Regions from separate parts of the Homo sapiens genome. Here region 2 is linked to region 1. A link is an interaction called in ENCODE POLR2A ChIA-PET data of the cell type or tissue named here. Cell type or tissue: PC-9. All regions are shown on one strand.

Evidence for each region. Peaks named below come from ENCODE experiments on the same cell type or tissue, not always from the same donor. Only the 100,000 strongest peaks of a DNase experiment are listed, where the experiment ranks them.
Region 2: POLR2A ChIA-PET joins it to region 1 with 7 read pairs; 2 of 35 experiments call an interaction of 5 or more read pairs at or near these places.

The regions. Positions count from the first base shown.
Region 1 is chr2:45,427,757-45,430,256 of GRCh38, forward strand. All of the region lies in intron 16 of SRBD1 (S1 RNA binding domain 1), which reads right to left. Among named protein-coding and RNA genes, the nearest start is that of LINC01121, 170 kb to the left of the region's middle. In PC-9, no CTCF peak of the experiment used is centred here; no DNase peak of the experiment used is centred here.
Region 2 is chr2:45,814,282-45,816,781 of GRCh38, forward strand. The region is part of intron 1 of PRKCE (protein kinase C epsilon); the gene reads left to right. Among named protein-coding and RNA genes, the nearest start is that of PRKCE-AS1, 140 kb to the left of the region's middle. In PC-9, no CTCF peak of the experiment used is centred here; a DNase peak (open chromatin) is centred at 1,290.

The sequences.
Region 1 (2,500 bases):
TTATCCACTGAGATCAAGTTGGCTTCATCTCTGGGATGCAAGCCTGGTTCAACATACACAATACCCAATACAGCTGCACCCAGATTCATAAAGCAAGTTCTTAGAGACCTACAAAGAAACTTAGACTCCCACACAATAATAGCGGAAGACTTTAAAACCCCACTGTCAATATCAGACAGATGAATGAGACAGAAAATTAACAAGGGTATTCAGGACTTGAACTCAGCTCTGGACCAAGCAGACCTAATAGACATCTACAGAACTCTCCACTACAAATCAACAGAATATACATTCTTCTCAGCACCACATCGCACTTATTCTAAAATTGACCACATAGTTGGAAGTAAAACGCTCCTCAGCAAATACTAAAGAACAGAAATCATAACAAACAGTCTCTCAGACTACAGTGCAATAAAATTAGAACTCAGGATTAAGAAACTCACTCAAAACCACACAACTACATGGAAACTGAACAACCCGCTCCTGAATGACTACTGGATAAATAACGAAATTAAGGCAGAAATAAACTCACGCCTGTAATCCCAGCACTTTGGGAGGCCGAGGCGGGCGGATCACGAGGTCAGGAGATCCAGACCACCCTGGCTAACACAGTGAAACCCTGTCTCTACTAAAAAGACAAAAAAGTTAGCTGGGCGTGGTGGCAAGCGCCTGTAGTCCCAGCTACTCGGGAGGCTGAGGTAGGAGAATGGCGTGAACCCGGGAGGCGGAGCTTGCAGTGAGCCGAGACTGCGCCACTGCACCTCCAGCCTCGGCGACAGAACGAGACTCCGTCTCAAAAAAATAAATAAATAAATAAATAAATAAATACATAAATAAATAAATAAGTTCTTTGAAACCAATAAGAACAAAGACACAATGTACCAGAATCTCTGGGACACAGCTAAAGCAGCATTTAAAAGGAAATTTACAGCACTAAATGCCCACAGGGGAAAGTGGGAAAGATCTAAAATTGACACTCTAATATCACAATTAAAAGAACTAGAGAAGCAAGAGCAAACAAATTCAAAAGCTAGCAGAAGACAAGAAATAACTTAAGATCAGACCAGAACTGAAGGAGATACAGATACAAAAAACTCTCCAAAAGAATCCAGGAGCTGGTTTTCTGAAAAGATTAACAAAATAGACTGCTAATAAAGAAGAACAGAGAGAAGAATCAAACAGACATAATAAAAAATGATAAAGGGGATATCACCACTGATCCCACAGAAATACAAACTATCATCAGAGAATACTATAAACACCTTTACGCAAATAAACTAGAAAATCCAGAAGAAATGGATAAATTGCTGGACACATATACCCACCCAAGACTACACCAGGAAAAAGTCGAATCCCTGAATAGACCAATAACAAGTTCTGAAATTGAGCTAGTAATTAATAGCCTACCAACCAAAAAAGCCCAGGACCTGAAGAATTTGCAGTTGAATTCCACCAGAGGTACAAAGAGGAGGCAGTACCATTCCTTCTGAAACCATTCCAAACAACAGAAAAAGACGGACTCCTCCCTAACTCATTTAATGAGGCCAGCATCATCCTGATACCAAAACCTGGCAGAAACAACAAAAAAAGAAAATTTCAGGCCAATATTCCTGATGAACATCGATGCAAAAATCCTGAATAAAATACTGGCAAACTGATTCCAACAGTACATCAAAAAGCTTATCCACCGAGATCAAGTTGGCTTCATCTCTGGGATGCAAGGCTGATTCAACATACACAAATTACTAAACGTAATCCATCACATAAACAGAACCAATAACAAAAACTACATGATTATCTCAATAGATGCAGAAAAGGCCTTTGATAAAATTCAACACCCCTTCATGCTAAAAACTCTTAATAAACTAGGTATTTATGCAACGTATCTCAAAATAATAAGAGCTGTTTATGACACACAGCCAATATCATACTGAATGGGCAAAACCTGGAAACGTTCCCTTTGAAAACCAGCACAAGACAAGGATGCCCTCTCTCACCACTCCTATTCAACATAGTATTGGAAGTTCTGGCCACGGCAATCAGGCAAGAGAAAGAAATAAAGGGTATTCAAATAGGAAGAGAGGAAATCAAATTGTCTCTGTTTGCAGATGACATGACTGTATATTTAGAACACCCCATCGTCTCAGCCCAAAATCTCCTTAAGCTGATAAGCAACTTCAGCAAAGTCTCAGGACACAAAATCAATGTGCAAAAATCACAGGCACTCCTATACACCAATAATAGACAGAGAGCCAAATTATGAGTGAACTCCCATTCACAATTGCTACAAAGAGATTAAAATACCTAGAAATACAACTTACAAGGGATGTGAAGGACCTCTTCAAGGAGAACTACAAACCACTGCGCAAGGAAAAAAGACAGGACACAAACAAACAGAAAAAAACATTCCATGCTCATGGATAGGAGGAATCAATATTGTGAAAATGGCCATACTGCCCTAAGTAATTTATAGATTCAATGCTATCCCCCCCATCAAGCT
Region 2 (2,500 bases), 390 kb after region 1:
TAAGGAGCCATTTTCCTAGAGAATCTCAGACCTGAGTAATTGGATGCCCCGATACCCTTGCCTCGCAGCCAAGGGTCGTCGGGGGCTCTGCAGAAGTGCTCCCTGCCTGGAAGGCAGTGGTTTGCTGATTGCAGCTGGAGGTCAGAGCCTTACCTCTGTCCTGATCTCTGGTTTCATCCCTGGCAACACTGCTGGGGGCTGAGTTCACTCCTCCTCCAGAGGGATTTTAGAAATCTTTTATGCTGAAAACCAGGAAGGCAAATAAAACTCATGGACAAAATATGTACTTGTACATGGAAAAGGAGGGATGGGATACTCCCTCATCACCACCGATCTGGAAGAAAACGAGGAGCACCAATTCTCCTGGGGTCTGTGCTATTCGGGGGTGTGAGCCAGGCATCTTGATTCTTTTAGACCTCAGGCACATTCAGGTTGGGTGCCAAGAATATTTGGTGCAACAGAGTTGCTGACATGTCCTAGCTCTGGACAGTGTCTTGTAGAGTACTTCATCCTCTCTGGAGGGAGGAGGGAGGGGAGTTTTCATAGCACCTTAGCCACAGGCTGCAGTTGTCCTGATGAGCCCTTATTAGGAGAAGAGACCCAAGAAGGGTCCCGTGCTTTGGAGGCTGTGGCAATGTGACTTCTCCAAAAACCAACAAGGTGTTGGTTTGGGTGTTCTCTAAGTTCCTTTCTGCTCCAAAGCTCCATGTTCCTGGTTGGAGATGGCTTCAGCTCACTCATTTACAGCAGGAGATCAGAGGTCTCTGTTCCCACCCTGTGTGATAGAATTAAGCATCCTCCCCATGGGAGAATTACCCTGTGGCATAATTTAGTCCCCAAGCCAGAACCTCATTACCATTTAAGAAGGCACTAATCTCATAAGAGGATTATGCAGGAAATTTGATACACCAGTTACCCCCCTTCTTTGGTCTCTCTTCAGTGGTTCAGGGTCAAGAAAATAATTTTTTTTTACAATGTTTATCCAGAAATAATTTGACAAAGTGTTAGTTCTAGAACCTAAAGAAAGCAGTATGTTCTTTGAGCTGCAAGTGTAGCAGGCAGTGATGCCAGAGGATTCTGAATCCTTTGTTCTCCTCAGAAGCTGAGGGGGTGCATTCCCAGACTGCCCCAGCCTACGCCATTCTCTCCCCTGATTGTGTCCTACATTCCCCTATTCTTAGTTTGCAATTGGTTGTCTCCTGTCAGGTTCCAATCCCTAGGTGCTTTGTCTTTTTCTTCCTCGGTCCCCTCCATTAGATCTCAGTAAACAAGTGCCCAAGAAGCACTTCCTGACCAGTCACTTTGCAGTGGAAGATAGCCTAAGTACAAATCCCTCAGGCAAATGTAAACAACCAGGTGTTTGTAGCCAGACTCCATGCAGGGAGATGTTTTATGGATAGAATATCCCAGCAACTATACTACTTTCTATATCTTATTTGTAAGGAATAACTAGGGAGGTTGTTGAGGAATGACATGGATCTAGAGTGGAAAATCACTACTTCTAGTAACTCCTCCTTTTAGAACTAGTAGATTCTAGTTCTGCCTCAGCTGCCTTCCAGTTAGGTGACCTTGGGTGTCATCCTCAAGTCCCAGTTTCTCACCTGTTAAGTGGGAGCACTGGTATCCATTCCACAAATCCCATGCCAGCCCTGGGCTGAAGAGTGTGAATGCCAAGAGCTACAAATGAGAAGCCAAGAGTGTTGATGGTACCTTTATGGCGATTAATGCAAGACACATCCCAAGTACATTTGGGGCTCTCATTTAACCATTTTCTCTTGGCCTGTAAAGAGTACTGGAAAGGCACAACTTTACTTATGCTTGTATTTATTTATCTGTTTGCTTTTTATCACAGCTACCAAAATCCCTACAGTCATCAAGGCCTGGCACTGCGTCATACAGAAGTTTCATGTGTGGACTTTCCCAGTGAGAGTGATTTCAGGATCTGCTTGAGGGGCTTTACTTACCTCTTTGCTGGGCTCAGCCCTGCTATGAATATAGAAGGAGAATTCATCCTAGATGACCAGGCTGAATGATATTTGTTCACTACCCCCTGGAGTGTCACGAGGTTTAAAGTTTTTGGAGTGTCCTGGTGCTCCGGAGCTGGGAAAGCCATCAGTGATTGTTTTTCCTGGGGATGAGACAGCATGGGCTTCATCCCTACAGTGCAGGGGTGGATAACTTGGCACCTCACCATCCCTAACACCCAGAGGTGCCTTTTTGTGTCAACTAGGGAGCTGGCAATCTAGCACTGGCCAGACTCCAGACTTCTTGTGAAACTCCTGGATTTTGTTTGTTTTGTTTTCTTTCCTTAGCCTTAGATTCATGCCATATTTTTATGATCATTATGCCAGGGCTTTGTCTTTGGAGCAATCTTCCTTTCCTCTGTGCACTCTCTTGCACAGCCTATTCCTGTACCAGGGTATCCCCAGCGCCACCCTGCATGGCCCTAGCCCCATGGATCAGATGGCCCCTTCCCAGCCTTCTCACTGCCCTGTTACCT